2 separate regions of the Homo sapiens genome follow, and region 1 is linked to region 2. Evidence: chromatin loops called from intact Hi-C (ENCODE). Cell type or tissue: ovary. All regions are shown on one strand. Links, peaks and the distances in the headings refer to the core of each region. The heading gives the core; the rest is flanking DNA.

The links. Peaks named below come from ENCODE experiments on the same cell type or tissue, not always from the same donor. Only the 100,000 strongest peaks of a DNase experiment are listed, where the experiment ranks them.
Region 1: a loop joins it to region 2, with 6 times the contacts of the local background. A loop is called at or near these places in 2 of 110 quality-filtered maps.

What each region holds. Positions count from the first base shown.
Region 1 is chr5:116,449,992-116,458,510 of GRCh38, forward strand. All of the region lies in intron 18 of SEMA6A (semaphorin 6A), which reads right to left. The region is part of intron 2 of SEMA6A-AS1 (SEMA6A antisense RNA 1); the gene reads left to right. Among named protein-coding and RNA genes, the nearest start is that of SEMA6A-AS1, 6.8 kb to the left of the region's middle. RefSeq lists a silencer at 4,713-4,792. In ovary, for the core only: no CTCF peak of the experiment used is centred there; a DNase peak (open chromatin) is centred at 4,575.
Region 2 is chr5:116,391,279-116,399,797 of GRCh38, forward strand. No RefSeq gene overlaps it. Among named protein-coding and RNA genes, the nearest start is that of SEMA6A-AS1, 52 kb to the right of the region's middle. In ovary, for the core only: no CTCF peak of the experiment used is centred there; no DNase peak of the experiment used is centred there; H3K27ac peaks cover 585 bases.

The DNA.
Region 1 (8,519 bases), core at 2,226-7,225, 59 kb after region 2:
ATTTTAGTACCTATTCACCAAGGAAATGTGCTAATGAAAATTTTCTTTCTTAAATTTGCATTTCCTTATTATGCTAAAATAGCTACTGATTTTTCTTCAATTTTGATTATGTATGGGGTTCTACCGAACACCGTTTTTAACCCCCTACATATAATTGCACAAAAATGTACACCTGTGGATAAAATGGTTTTAATTTCTCTCATTGACTTGGTGATTTCAGTGGGAGTTGAACACAGGCTAGACGGCCCCAGTAATGGGGTGGGGGTGTATTAGGTGTTTTTTTCATGGCAATGAGTATTTCATGAAACCCTTCCAGGCTACCAAATTTAGGGGGACTGGATATTCCCAATAAATGTGTATTATAATAGGAAGCTATTTACAATTGACTTTGGCATTCTACAATTTAAACTGCCCTCTCAGTTTAAAAGGAACGTGGAAAGAGTAAAGCTAGAGCAATTCATTGGTTTCACTGGGAAAACTGCAAATTTTTCACATGTATCCATTGCTTCTTAGCCTTACTTTTAGCTCCCAAATATCATTCTTCTTTCATGTCTGAAGGTCCTTGGCTATTTTAGACTCATGAAAGCTACTTATTCTTTCACTGGGAAGAACTCTTTTTTAGTGGATGATATTTGAGTTCAGGTTTTTGGTTGTTAACAAGTTAAGTAGGATCTGACCTTTCAGGAAAATGGTATCTCAGACAGATTTTTTCCCCCGTCTCATTTTGTTATATAAAGAGTGGCCTTAAAAACATTTTTGCATGTCTTCATCTATCCATGGGGAGGCAGAGGGCTTTCCTCATCTGCTTGTGTAAATTCAGAAACGTCCAAAGATGGAAACAGATCAGAGAGTAAGTTGAAAGTGCAGTTGAAGAAGATAAGGTAAACGTTATTTTTGGAAATGCCTTTCAAACTTAAAGCTTTCTGCTTATATCATGAAAAAGGCCAAAGAAGCATTCACAGAAATGATCAAGTCAACTTTGTGGAATAGCCATTGTGAAGGCTTGGAAACAGCAGACTTGTCAGTAGTGGTGATAAAAGCAGCTAGAGAAGATCTCAGTGGGCTTGGAATTGCAGGCTCCCACTTACTGGCTGGGTGACCTTTTGGCAAGTGACTTAACATCTCTGGGCCTCAGTTTTTTTATCTGTAGCATGAGGTGAACACACCTAATCTTACTGCCTTACTGGATTGTTACAAGAATCAAAGGAAATAAAAAATAGGAAAGAGCTTAAATGCTGTAGTTTGCTGGACAAATCTAAAGCTCAAAAGAAGCCACAAAGGAGAAGTGGTGGGTTAGTGGCTCACAGAGGGCTTCCAAGTGATAGTCGCAGCTGCTCCATTGGATTCCATTTGCTATTGGTCTCCCATGGGAGAGGAGTAGACCTGTGCTTCCAGGTCCAAACTTCGTGCCTTCTAAATGTAGTCAAAAAGGTGATATGAGATTTCGAAGCAATATAAGGGAATGCATACTGTTTCAGGATGCCTATAGTTACTGAATTTTGAAATAATTAAAACAACAGAAGTGGAAAATGTTGGCAATTATAGTTGGATTCTCAGTGGAGTGCAAATCCTGGGCAAGTACCACATTTTTTCGGCATTTATAACCCTTGCCATCCACAGAGCTCTTAGTTGGGTAACTCAACAAATGATGGCTGAATAAATGGGTTTTCAATACATTGTAGAGCTATTTTTAAATGAACTTCTAAACTTGGGAGGTAATCTTTAGAGTGACTATCACCCTTGCTTTTGAAGTCATGGAAATAAATTCTATCTCCAATCATATAAAAGAATTTTAATAGTAGCATCTATCAGACAAACAAAAATAAATCTATAATGGTGCTCAGTATTTGCTCAAAACAATAAGAAGAGAAACTATTTCAAAAATGAAATTAGTTCTGGGAAAAATCCAAAAGAGTCGATGACGATAAATGGGTTATTTACAACAACAGAGTGCCCCAGTGGAACTGAATAATTAGAAAAAAAAAAAATGCATCTCTGCAAAGGGCAAAGGGCAAAGGGCAACAGGCTAGAGCTGAGTATCCCTTGCTTCAGATGCTGCCTGGAAGCCCTGGGCAAGTAAAGGGCCCTTGGAGGGTGGTGTACTCCCCTCCGCAGGTATCCTCCCACTGCAGAGAGAACAATCAGAGTTGGCTTCTCTACCCTAGGGTCTTGAAATTCCTTCCTCTGCCAACCCCTGCATCCTCTTCTGCTCTTACCAATTGAAAATGGGGCATTAGTAATGAAAACAGTATTTGAAAAATCCTTTGCATTGATTCATTAACCACCAGCTATTTCTCACCAGTCATAAGGTGCTAAATGGTTAGTCTTTCCACCTTCCTATTGCAGGAAGCAAGGCACACCCTGGCTTAGAGATTTCTCTGAAATCATGTCTTAAATTGGCAGAACTGAGAAAGAATAGAATCTCCACTGTTTTTTTTTTTTTTTCCTGAGGTGAGAGTTTTCAGATGCTGGAGGGAGACCTCAGAGAGGAAATTTGAAGTTCTTTAGAGTCCAAAGCAATGAAAAGATTATGAAGGACCCTGCCCCTAGACCCTGCAACATGTGATTCAAAATAAGAACAATTGTAAACTGAAAACTAAGAGGAAGCCCAATACAATTCTGACTTTTCCTATGATGACCATGTTAATAAATTTTGAAATATCAAACACTACATTCCTTATTTTAAAAAATGTTTTCTAGTAGTCCTGCTCATGGATACTATTCCGTGCAAAGGGAACCTAGCACCAGGCTCTGAGACAATTTGCTTTAGAAATGATGTTTTCCCCTAACTTAGGGTTGGGTTGTTTCTTTATTATCACTCTCCTAGTATAACAAGGTTTTGGCTCCAAGCATCTTTGTGGCTGCCTTCAGCAAACATTTACCAAGCACTGCACTAGGTGTCGGGGAAGGACAATGATGAATGAGGCATAAACCAGCAGGGAAGAAGGCAAGTGCTTGCATACAACTCTGTCCAAAGTGTGGCTATGTCATGAGTTACATCACTTCTGCTTCAACAGTGGGCAAAAGCTTTACATTGGAAATGGCATTTGAGCTAAGCCTTAAAGATGCACAGGATCTTAGCTGGAGCAGAGAGAGCAACAAGAACTGAGCCTTGGAGGGAAGGAAAGGGAAGGCCGTAGTGAGTAATAGCAAATGGTCTAACTCCCTTCTAGTCTGTTAGGCTGGAGGCATGAGCCACCCTTCCATACTCAAGCTTGCTTCATGGCTCTCATACAGGCTGTTCTCTCTGCCTGGAATGTCCCTACTCATTTTCCCACTCATCAGACCCTATCTTTAGGGCTCAGCTTAAATGGGGAAGCCTTCTCTGACTCCTTAGGCCAGTTAAGTTCTTCCTTCTAAAGTGTCCCCAGAGCTCTGCATTCCCTTTATTCTAAAATCATCACTAGTATGATACTTGTTTTTCTCACCTAGACTGCTAAAACTCACCACTGAATCTTCAGGCAGAAAGGTGCTCAGTAAATATCTTTTAAATAAATAGTAAAGGAATGCATACATGAATGAGCACTTGTAGAGAAAATACAAGAGCAAGAGCTAGAAATACCATTTGGAAGGCTGTGGACAGCCTTGAATGATTAAAAAAGAGGTTTAGAAGATCTGCCACTCATAGAAGGAAAGTTCTTGGTTAATTTATCTGCAGTTTCTCTTGCCTGAGAAAGCTAACTTTCGGCTTGCTCTGTTCCACATTGAATCCATTATCGCAAAACTCTTGGCTTCAAAGAGTCAGTATCATTGCATCAAAAGCACAGCTAGTCTACCTGCATTTATTATTACTGTTTTTAAAATTAAAACTCTCAATCTTAAAGTATACTAATGCCCTGCACCTTACACAAATAGCTGGGAGATGTTATCTGTCCTATCAAAATGTGAAGCAAACAGACAAGCAAAAATACGTAAAATTAATCACACCTATTAAGCTAAATACAAAGGAAGAGCTCTACTCACCCCCACCCCAATTACCACCCTAAGCGTGTAAGACACAGGCAACCAGTAACCTAACTCGAAATGGTTAAGTGTGCACTTTCCCCTCTCACCCCCTTTCACTGGACGGCCCGTTTCTGAGCTGCTGTGATATGATGGATGTGTCTGTCTCCATAGTGAAGTGATTAATAGGCATCTGTGTAAAGTGGACCCGGTGACCACAAAGACAACAAAGCCTCTCTGTGTCCTTTAGAGAAATATGCAAAGGCAAAAAGGAGGATGGACATTTCCTCCATCACTGAGCCAGAGAGGGTTTGTGTTGGGTCTGAGAGCTAAGAAAGATGGCAAAACACCAAGAAAAGCCCCGGAGTAGCATCCCCTAAAAATAGATTCTTGATTCTGCTTTATAGTAAGACAAGCCTACAATTTCCTTGAAATCCTCATAACAACTTGAGTGAATGGAATCTAACAGCCCAATTTTTCTTGTTTGCAAATCTTACTGCAACAAAATTCCAGGCTCACGGTCCTGCAAGACAGTATAAATGAATGAACTAATCACTAGCCAAGCATCGCCCCGCTAACCACACAGGGCCCGCTGTAATCCCTATTAAGAAGAGAAGAAAACAAACAAGGGAAAAACCCTAACTGGAGACAATTTATTCTCAAAGCCACACCCCAGCCAGTCGAGGTGACCACGCTGAAAGTGAAATGGGAACTCTCTGTGGTTATCTGGGCAGGAAGCAGCCTTCTTCTTGTCTTACGGCATAATGTGAACCAGATGGCTTAGGAATAAACTGACATGCCAGCAGCCATGGAAATAGGCTTGGAGTTTATAACTTAAAGTTTCCTTTTCCTTTAAGTGTGTGTGTGTGTGTGTGTGCATGTGTGTGTGCGCGTGTGTGTGTATGTATGTGTTTTTCCTGGCAGGCTACAGATTAGGTACCAGGAGGGGCCATGGTCTTCAAGATATATAAAGTTAATGACTGACCATGCCAAAGTGGAGGTAGCTTCCTGGCCTGGCTGTTTAATGTCCTGAATTCAGAAGCTATTTTAAAACTCACATATTGAAATAATGCTTGGAGTGGTTGACTGTAGATGAACCCACTTCCACTTCGATCACCTTTAAAAGTGATGCATTTTTGGTTGGGATGTCATCACAGGGATAGAAGGGAGAATGAGCCTGGAATTCATTCTATTTCATTTTTTTAGAGAAGAAACAGCTTCATTTTTCCCTGTGTGCTGGGAACGCTCAGTTCACTGTTCCTCCACTGCTCTACTGCTTTAGAAATGGCATTGCCAATGGGAGTGCTACAGCCAGAGCACGGGCTGATGTCTAGACTAAGAGTCATGATAAGATAATTTTTAAAAGCCATGCCCTGGAATGCTGGTTTGTGGTTTCATGTGTTAGAACTGTTACTGTCCCCGTAAAGGTAATGATTCTTTTACATTGGCAAAGTTTTAGCAGAGTCTGCAAGGCGTATTTTCCTGCTTTTTGAAGTTTTCTTTCATCAGCTTTCTTAAATAAGACGAGAAACACAACATCTAAGTGATTTCTAAAACCAGACAAAGCATTTCTATTTTCCAACTTCCTGGTCCCATCTTTTTCCTTTACTCTCTCAAAAGGCATCAAAGCCACAAAATGGAGAAGTGGACCTCCTTAAAAAATTGTGAAATTTGGGCAAGTCTTTGCTTGGATTATTTGATTACTTGCTTTGAATTTTCTCTATAAAGCAAAGATAAAACAGATATGAAGAAACAGGTCTGTTTCAATACTGCTAAATCTTCCAACTTGAATTTTCTAGAAATGTAGTTCTTGAGATCTGGGTTAAAGATGAGACTGGGTGTTACTGGTTAAGAACATACACTTTGAGCTCATAAAGACCTGGGTTTGCGTGTTGGCTCTACAAATAGCTAACTGTGTGACTTTGGGTATGTCACTCGGTCTCCAGGCCCCAGTAGTGTTGGCTATAAGATGAGCATTGTTGGAAGGACTAAATAGGTTGAATAAATGAACACAAAGCAGTTGGCATTGTGCAGAAAACGTGTTAATGCTCAATTAATAATGTAAGGACAGTATTTCTAGAATGTTTGACAAGTTGCCTGTCTTGTACAGGGTCCAAGATTAGACTATTTTAAGGCAACACTTTGGTAGGGTTCAACTGTGTTAGCCAAAAGTGTAAAAATAAGGATTTACAACTACAACAAAACCTTGACTAGTGAACTTAAATAAGACAGCCCATCAGCAACGTGGAAAATGTCTGAATCAGTGCCACTCAGCATTAACATCACCTGGAACTAATTAGAGACAGAAATCCTCAAGTCCTGCCCAAAGTTTCAGCCTCAGAATCTCTGGGTTAGGCCCAGAAACCAGAACTCCAGATGATTCTTAAGTTCTCTAAAGCTTGAGACATGCTGTCCTGAAATAACATAAATAATATTCCAGAAAACATATCTAAGGTCTCATTGGATAATTTCTTTACTGTGGGTATCATGCTCTGACAAAGAATAGAAATCGACCTTGTTTTATTGGAAAGACAATCAAATTCCTAACAAACACTTTCCCTTAGTATCTGTCAAAAGCATGGCATATAGCTCAAAATACTGGGCTGCTACTCCTGCAAAAGAATCAACCCAATTTGCTTGCACCAAAACTGCTGAAACAATGCTTGTGGTCTCTATTTGCTCTGGTAGGAAGACTTGGAGGAGAATTTCTAATACTCCTCATCTCTGTAACTGTGGCCGTCAGATAGTGGTTGGTACCACAGAGCTCACGTATGTCCTAGATTGGGTCAGCCCAGGCATAACTGGTTCTCAAGTGCAGAAGAAGCAGAATGCTTGATGGAGCCCACCATTGGACAGAGTGGCTTCCTTTAAAGGCCTGCATCTAATATCATCTCAAAACCCACTCCCTCAACTCAACTTACAGCTATTAAGCAACGTTTGAGAATGGTTTAGGGGATGCCAAAATCTTTACCTTCATCTCTGCATGACTAGACGAGAGAAAAGAAACTCACGAAGGTTCTTCTCCTTTATATTCCCGGGGTGAAAAGAGGGACTTGAGTTCATGTGTCATTCACCAAAGTAAGGTCCTGCTTTATAATAATAAAAGATGCCTAGCACAACAGTTCACTCAACAGAGCTCTGTGCTTATTGATCTGCTGAGTTGAACTGAATCTGCAAATCCATAGAATTACATGAGACATTTTAAGTTACATTAAATTTCTGCTGTGTGCTTTTAAATCATGGAGTGCGAGACCCATCAGCACTTAGGGTATATTTATTACCTTAACAAATGTCAGATGATTGTGTCCAGTGCTATCTATTATTTATGAATAACAAGAGGCTGTAAGACTGGAAATGACATGCTTTAATACGTCCAAAAGGTTAGGCATAATGCAGTTTGCTGCCCTATAAATTTCTCGACACCATTTTCCTTTCTAATAAAGCATTGTCAGTGGTTGACTATACCGAACTTCCATTATTTCTATACTGTTCATAATGACTGCCTCTGATTTCAGTAAAAAAGAAGTAATTGCAGATATCTGTTTGAAAAGGAATGCATCCTTTTAAAAAATATGAAATTTAAAAATAATTGGAGTGGAAAAAAATTTATTACCCCATTAAAAATGAATCTCTTTACAAAGATAGTTGTCAGGCTGTAGACTTATAAGAGCTTAAGAAATATTAATTAAGGGTGACAAACCTTCACATTGCCTGTAATTGGCTTTCTGACACCAATTAAGATCCCATCTACTGTGCACCCAGTATATTTTAATATATCCACTACATTTCGGTAGTATACTTCAGGGCGTTTCCACAATTTAAAGTGCTAAGAGATTTACATATGATGAGGTTCACATGGCTCCTTTCAGTCCCTAGAGAAGCCCATACACTTTGCAAGAGTTTATCTATTACTTGCATAACCTGTATCTCCCTGGAACCAACAAATGAACACACCTTTTTCATCCTCTGTCTTTCCAGGATAATGGCATGCGTGATGTAGTTAGTTTGAGCAAGCCCTACGTAGTTTGAGGCCAGTCTCAGGTATAATGTCAAGAAAAGAGAAGCTATTCTCAGGAAATTACCTGATTTCCACTGTTTTGCCCTCTGTGGACTAGTTTGTCTATGGAGCAGTGAAGTTTGCAAAGTAAAACTTCTAACAAGCCTTTTAAAAAAAACTTGGTGAAACTAGGCTATCAGAAAGAAAGGTCTGAGACAAAGCGGATATTATTTTCCCACTTTTCCACATAATGCAAACTACTAATTGATTCTTCACAATTTTATCGTTAGGACAAAACAAAATCTAGATGAACACAGTGCCGTTGAACCAATTAAAGAGCAAATTTTTAACCACTCCAGATGTTCTGTTAATAAGATCACACTTAACCTAGTCCCCGTAGTCCTTGAAAGTTCCATTAAGCTGTCAGAAAACTTTGTCATTGTGTGTGTTTTTGTAGAAAAGATGGGAGAGAATGGAAAAAGAGACTGAGGGAAAAGGGTGGGGGTAAAGTGTCATGTCAAGTAGATGCAGCTTGAAAAAGTGGCTAGAGATTAAAGGTGAGAAGCACCTCTAGAAGGTG
Region 2 (8,519 bases), core at 1,702-6,701:
AGTAGCTAAGGTTTTGGGGAAGTCAAAACTTAGATGTGTATTTTCATGGGGGATTGGAGCCCCTAGCCCCTTCAGTGTTCAAGGGTTAACTGTACACTCTATGATGAACACAACAATGAAATCACGTAACAATGCATTTCTCAGAACATTTCTCCCTTGTTAAGAGACACTTGACTGTGTTCAGTTATATATATACGTGAGTAGATATACATATATATGTGTGTATACATATTTATATGTATGTGGAGAGAAATATAATGTATGTTTATGTATGTGTATATATATTTATGTGTGTATTTACTTATTTTGCTTTTATATGCAAATAGGATCACACAACACATACTGTTTTGTGATATGCTCTGTGCCTTTAAAACAACTTGATAATATGGCAAACAACTTTCCATATCAATAAATGTATTTCTTATCCATTGCTCTCAGCCTCCAAATTTAAAAATTTATTTTAATTTTTGACCAAGAGAAGCTGATATAATGAATATCCTTGCACAAATTCTTTGTACAGACTCTTAATTCTTTCTTTAGGATAAGTCCTGAAAGGTAGATTTACCCACTGGGTTGAAAGTCTGCACATGATAGCAAATACAGAGCATACCCCAATTTGTACTCTTACCAGCAGTGTATGATGGTGCCCCTTTGCCAATTAGCATTGGCTTTTATCTTTTTATCTAATCTTGCCAACTTGTATTTTTTAACTTTCTTTGTATGTGTGTAGGAACTTATACATTTTCTCATTTTTTTTCTGCAACATGCTTAATATTGTCCATTTCAAGGAGGGTATTTGTTATTTTCTTGTAGATTTGTAAGATCTCTTTATTCTTAACACATGTCAGTTGCTGTCTTAGTCGGCTCAGTCTGCTATTACAGACCATAGACTGGTCTATGGTTTAAATTATAAGCCATATACTAGGTGGCTTATAAACAGTAGAAATATATATATTTATATTTATTTTAAATGTTAAGTATATAGATTTTAAAAAACATATATACACACACACACACACACACACACACACACACACACACACACACACACACACACACACACACACTCTCTCACATTCTGGAGGCTGGGAAGTCCAAGAAGAAGGTGCTGGCAGATTGCTGTCTGGTGAAGGCCCACTTCCTGGTTCATGGGCAGCTGTCTTCTCCCTTGGTGGAAGGAATGAAGCAGCTCTCTGGGTTTCTTTTATAAGGGCACCAATCCCATTCATGAGGACACCACCCTCATGACCTAATCACCTCCTAAACGTCCCACCTCCTAATACCATCACACTGGGGGTTAGGATTTCAACATGAAATTTGGGGGATATAACATTCAGTCTATAGTAGTTGCCCAGTTTAGCACTCAGCATTGGCTATCCCTTCTGGCCTGTGTGTTCTGCATCCAGTCCAAGTACAACTACCAGACTAATTTTCGTAAAACTCTAACAAAAAGAGGCTGAATTTAAAAGCCTGCGATTTCCCCATAGTTTCACCCAAAGTTTTCTCTATGTTGTTTATTGGATTGCATTTGCTTTCCCATCTCAACTCAACCAGAAATTTCATTTTTCCCAGCCAATTAAAGCAAGGTCATTCCTACCCCTAAGTTTCCAATTCAGTTGTTCCCATTTCTCAAGTTCTAGATCAAATATCACTTCTTCCAGGAAGTTTCTTTGATTTTTCCAGCTCTCATTGTTCTCCCTTTGCCCTTTGAGCTCCTGGAAAATTTGCTGTCTCTATCACATATTTTAGCAGTTTGGCTAAATATTATTTTATATAATTTGTTCATTCATATGTATTTTTTCATTGATTGAAGAAGGACCCAAGGTTTTTTTTTGCATTTTATTTATTTTTTAATTGACAAAATTGTATATATTTATGGTATGCAATATGGTGTTTTAAAATATGTATACATTGTAGAACAGCTAAATTGAGCTAAATAGTATATGCATTATGTCACATATTTAACATTTCTTTTGTAGTGAGAACACCTCAAATCTACTGTCTTGGCTATTTTCAAGCGTACAATACATCATGATTAACTATAGTCACTATGTTGTATGATCAATCTCAAATCTTGCAGTAATATTTGCAAGGACAGTATTTTTAATATTCCTAAATGTCCTTTAGAGATTGAGGCCAAGATGATCAGTTGTTAACCTGACTGGCTAATTCACTGGTTGAGAAAGAAAGGCCATGAACAATATTTCTGTACTCCAAAGCAAAGCTGGAATGCATAACAATATAGAAGGTAACTAGCAATGATGAATTTTTTTACCTTTTTTTTTTCCGGCAGAACATGTACAACACCCTAGTAAATCAGAGAGCAAGATATTTGAAGGGAGATTAAAAGGATCTTCCTAATGGTATCTGATTCAGCTCCACATTGCATATGCTTCATAAAGAATCATATAAAAGTGGGTAATTCTTTGATTGTCTTTGTAATACTTAGAAGGAGATGTAGGTGTGGTTGGTCCATTGCCAGAAAGCAAGTTTGTCCATTCACCATTTATGAGTATTCATGGGGCCCCAAGAATTGTGGAGGGGCATGAGTATCCAGGTATCACACCAGGGAGATGCTGAGTATGTTGCTGTAAGAGGATTTGGGCTCCGCTTATTCACAATAAGTCATCTGCTAGCAAAACAGCCTTAAGGATATTGACTCCCTCTCAGGGGCAAAACTTTAAAAGGCTACTATGATAATGAAGGCTTTGAATATTTGCTCTAACTTCCTGTGAAGGGATGAATAGAAGAAGGAAAGAAGGAGAAGAGGAGAAAAGAAAGTCTCATTTTGCCACAGGACAGAAAAAGAATGTCTGCAGAGTCTGGGGGGATAGAGGGGGCAGCGTGAAGTGATATTAAGATGAGACCCCCAAGATACAAATCCTAAGCCTGAAGGCAGGTGGGGGCTCTGAGCAGTTTCAAACTTTTCCTTCCTCAGTTTCAGTCCATACAATGAAATGAGGAAAACAGTGGATGTCTCTGGTACTTCACAGAGATATGGCCAGAGTATGATGCCATGAGAATACTGAGGTTTTGTAATAAGGCCAATACCTATTATTTCAGCATGCAGTGATGAAGCTGTCATGACTATTTATTTTGAGAGGAGCTCGGATTGCTTAAGGGCTATCATTCTTCCATCATGGCCACATGAGGCAAAAGTGGGTGTCATTTTACCACGTCTTGTTTCAGATTCTGCAGCTGACAAGGATATGGGAACTTGTTCTTGACCAGAAACTGTGATTATGGAGGGGCCAAAATTATTGCTCACATCTGTGGATCTGTGGCTCTGTGGATTCTACATATTGCAGAAAGAGCAAATCTCTTCTTCAGCCTCAAGGCTCTCTGGAGCTGGCTGCTCTACGTGGTTGTGCCCGGTGAGGCTCCCGGGCATTGCTAGTATGGGCAAGGAGGTAGTGGAACTAGCTGGGGTGTGCTGGGGTGTGCAGAACCACATGAGGTGGTTCTGCAGGTGTCACTGTACCAGGGCCTGGAGGAGCATCTCCCTACAGAGCAGAGGGAGCACAAAGGAGACCCCTGCCTACAAAACTACTCTTTTAAAACCTGAGCCAACCATTATAAATGGAACATTTCACTTACAAACACAGATTTCCTGCTTCTCTTGAAAGGTCAGCCGACCTGAAGACATTGGATGTGCATCCTCTCATGAAGTTGCTGTCCATTTGCTTCAGTTCCCACTTGCCTGCTCCAGTCCCTTCTGATACCTGCTGGAGCTCATAGTGGACTTCAGGGAAGAAAAAAGCGGCCTCCTGGGTGGGAGGTGCCCTCTGCTGCCCCACCCCAACCCCTTTAGAAACAGAACTGGGAACAGAGCACACCGTTAAAAAGAGACCGGGGACTGTTGGGCAGCATGGTTTTCCACACACTCCCCTCTCCCTCTGAAGAAGCAGATGACAGCAGCGAAGATGCACTGAGCTGCTGAGAAGAGTGGATCTGGACGCCACAGCGTTTCCTATTACACACGAGCTCCACGAGAACAATGTAGGCCTGAAGCTTTCCTGAATGGCGGAGCTTGTCCAGGTTTGCCTTCCCAAGTGGAGCAGCAGCACAGCTGGGACTCTGCGGGGTTGGTCCTTAGGCTTTAATTGGAGCAAGGCATTCAGCCCTCCCTGCCTCTTCAGTGAGCACTGCCAGTTTTCAAGGACCCCTGGGACACCTCTTCAGGAGGGAGACAGGAGGAGAGGCACTTCTGTTGCCTGAATCCCCATGGCTTCTGACATTGGCTTTTTTTTTTTTTTTTTTTGCGCTGGAAATATTTTGCATCTGGACGCATCCTGTGCTGCTCTCAGCTAGCTCTTTACAATTCTGCGGCTGTCATGTCTTTTCTGGCTAGGGTGGCTGCGGCTGCTCTGAGGCCTTCTGATAGTTCTTGTTTACCTCCAGGAGGTATTCATTCTTTTAAGACAGGATTATGTAGCACACTCAGCTCTGTGCAAGCTGTTACATTCTTTTCCTGAGGCTAGGCAGCGTCTCCTCCAATTCCCAGGCCTCAGAATGCAAAGAGCCTCCTGAGCCTCCTTCTAGGTTGCACTCTGTCCCCAGAAGGCCCCTACCTCAGGGGGTAACCGAGTATCTGTTTCCACTCTTTTAGAAGCTGGCTTTATGAGGAAGAAAGGCCAGGAAGGGTGAGGTCAAGTGTCCTTGCAAGAGTCAGGGAGAAAATGCTGCCAATTTCTGAAAAGCTAAACACCAATTTGGGAGTCATGCCATAGAACCTGCCTGCAGTTAATGTTCCAGGCAGGCAAAAGCAGCTCATGGCTGTCTGGGAGCATAGGGTTCTGCTTCTCAGAAAGGAAGAATGGAGGAGGTTTATCTTCCTGGAGCACAAGTTAGTAACTATTTTTGGATCATGATTCTCCCAAGATATAAGAAAGCTACGGGCCTTATAAGGTCCCAGTAGAGACCAACAGGGGACTAATAAGGTTCCCAAGAGGGATTCTCATTGGTACAGACACAATACACATGAGGCAGACACATCCCAAATAATTTCAGGAAGTTCTTGGACCCATTCACACCTGATCAAAGCTCAGGTGGGGGTCTGGAGCCCAGGAAAAATTTCTAGTTTTTGTTGGTGGGTGGCACAAAGCCCCAAAGGGCAACTCTTCCCTCCTCAAGCCAAGCAGAGGAGGCCATTTTCTGGGTAATTTAGGTAGAACCTCCTCTCCCTCCCTCAGTATTTCTTTACACTTGGAATTCAAACCAAAAGTATGTTGCTTGCCAGGTAAGTGGCACCTTCTCTGCTGGCCCTAGACTCCTAGGAACCACAGCCATAGGTTTATGCACAGCTCCTGCTGGAGAGGGCTCTGCAATGCTGTGAGGACATGCTCTAATCAACTGAGATTTATGAACTAGAAAATAAATCCTGCAGCACTGACTCTGTGTTTGGCCTATGATAATAAGGGTCCCTTATGGCCTTGAAGCTGATGTCTTTGCACTGATTTATCATGCAGACTGTGGGGAGCCATAGGCCCCCTCTGCTAGCAGAGAAAGGAAGCCTTCTTGGCTACATTTTGAGTACATTTCTCTCCCAGTGGCAGGACAAGCTTCATGGACCCAGACCAAATCCCTTGGCAGTGTTGCTGGTGGTGGCCTTGGCTTGGGGCTGTCTATCAGCTCCAGCACCTGGCCAGAGGCCTGGGGCCAGGCCAGCGATGGGAGGACACTGGATGGGCAACATGAGGTGGTTCTGCAGGCTTCACTGTACCTGGAGAGTTACGGCCCAAAGCCTCAGGGCCAGCCAGAAGGGGGAAAAGGGGTTCCAGTCACACTAAGTTGGGACCCAGATTTGGCCATAGGCAAAGCTGCAGAGCCTGAATTCATTTGTTCTTAACTCTTCCGGCTTCTTTCTCAGCCACCTCTGTGACCACCTGCTTAAATGTATATTCCTCCCGAGGACTGCCCAGCTGCTTTTTGGAAGAGCCCCCACTTTGCTCAGCTCCCACAGCACCCCATACCTCCCTCAAAACATGCACGTTAGTAAAGTTCTTGCTTCAGAATTGAAAGGTGCTTCCACATTTGAGCTTCAAAATGGACCTGTGAAGTAGACAGACTTAGTCCCTGCCTACCTTTTCCCCCAAACTCACCCCTGATTTTACAGATAAGGGATTCAAGATGGTGAGAAGGCAGGGAGTTGGTGTTCATTACACAAAGGTGTGACTTCTGCACAGCCTTTCTTTTGGAGTGAAAAGGGCCTGGATTCAAATTGAGGCCTTGCCCCTGGCTTGCAAGGTTGCCTCTTTAAAGTTTTTTGGACTATTCTAAGTGTTTTCTTTTTTTAATCTATAAAATAGGGATAATATAATACATTGGGACTAATATGAAGATTAAATTAGAAAACATAGCAGGCGTTCAATCATGGGGGTCATACTGGCTGTATCTTCCACAGCCCACACACCGTGTTGTTTTATTTTTTGTTGGTCATATGCCACTCATATGCCATATCTTTCCAGGGCCATTTACCATTAATGATAACCCAATGTGAGCATTTCCCAGGGTCCACACTGAAAGGCCCCAGACTCATTTATTTTGTTTCTATGCTACTTTAAGTAGCATGAACACAAAGGCACTTTCCATTCTCATTGATGTGGCAAATCACTTTGTGCATATTGCCAGAATCTCCTTGATTACTCTCAGGTATGGGTTGGTGGAATATGTTAATATCAAGGCAGACAGAGCAGAGCTAAACATTTCATATTTTCACAATATACATTTTTTTCTTTTAACCCAGAACTCTCTATTAAAGCCTCGTATGACCTCCTGTCCTTTGAGTTTGCAGTTGTCAATTCTACCTCCCATACTCCCACTGTCACAGGTTGGTCAGTCCTCTGATCACACACTTGGCACTCCGTATCACCTACAGAATCAAGTCTCAATCCTTAGTTTGTCTTCTCAACTGTACAAACATTCTGCTTAAGTGGCCAAACACAATCTATGATGCCCACCAAAGGATGCTCTTTCCTCCTGCTGTTCACTCCATCCGCTATGCCTTCTTCACCAGCATCCCCACTGCCCTGCCTTCCCAGATAGAATTTCCTTTCCAAAGTCCTCTCTCATCCATAGCTCAAAGCAACCTCCCTCCCTCAGAAGCCCCTAGCACTTAATTGTGTCTTTCGTATACTATTTAATCACTTTCTACTTTGGAGAGTATTCATTTATTCTAATCTACCTGGTTTAGCACCTCTCTCATGGAAATCTCCTTGAAGGCAAATTCCCTGCCTTATTTATCTTTGTAGCCTCATGATACCAAGCACAATACCCTTCACATGTTTTCAGATGAATTAGTGAATTAAATAGATAGATTAAAAATGTTTAAGTACGGAATAAAATGGTGGAACTAGTTTGAATGATTGAAACGTGTGAATATACTTGAAGCAATGTAGTCATATTACTTTTAAGTATATGTCTTCAACTAGGCTGATCTAGTCTTGCTTTAGCCATATCTTTAGGGAACCTGTTTTAATGAATAATTAATTTATTATTAATATTATATACATAATTTATACGTACTTTGTGCTTCTAAAATACTTCCCAGCTCTTTGGAATGTCTTTTCCCCCCAAAGTATTTTCATATTTCTATTGAAAATAGAAATCTGGTTTACACTATTAATTTTTTGTTCCATAGATTGTGCGTAGATATTTCAGCCCAACTCCTGTCTGAATGACCAAAATACATTTGGCAAAACACCAGTCCTGAGAGAAGCTCCATGAGAACAATGTATTTTGTGATCAAATACTTTTAGGAAATAGTGTGTCCTGTTCCTTCCTCTTGGAGATTGCCATGTACTAGTTTTCTATAGGAATGCTGCTTTATTGGGTTCCACAGTAGGGAGGTTTTCGTTTTTACTGACCTCTTATCTATATGAGTAGGCTTCCTCTTCAATGCAGTCACCATTTGTTGGACTAGAGGGTGTGGATTCATTTCTGAAGGCCCCTTCCTGCTCACACTGTGTCCCCCATAGAGGGGACAGACAGAGCTCTCCCTATTCCACTCAGCTCCACTCACTGCCGCCCTTGCCATGCCCACCTCCCACCACAGGCAAATTGCAGTCTCCCACCTTCCCTTCCAAGCCTTTCTAGTAGGTAATTTTAGGTTAAACCATATGAAATTGACAGTAGTCGATCATCTTGTTATCCTAAAAATGGCAGTTTCACATAGTTCAATTCAATGCTTCTTCTCTCGCTTCAGTGACACTCCATTCAGGGTAATGGACAAGATGGAGTTTGCAGAGGCGAGGAAAACACCTGTTCTGTATGGGTGCCTCTCACACCACCTCTCTGATCATCTTCTTCAGCTCCCTTTTTGGAAGCTCCTCTTCTCATTCCTCAGGTAAGAATGTTTTCCACAGCTCCACTTCATTTGGTCCTTGCCTCTTAATACTCAGAGCTCTTCCCCTCACAGTTTCAACTGGCCACTTCGCAGACCCCACAGCTAACCTCACTCTCTCCTGAGATACAGCCCTACATTTTACACTGCCAAGGAGGCACTGCCATAGTCTTGCACA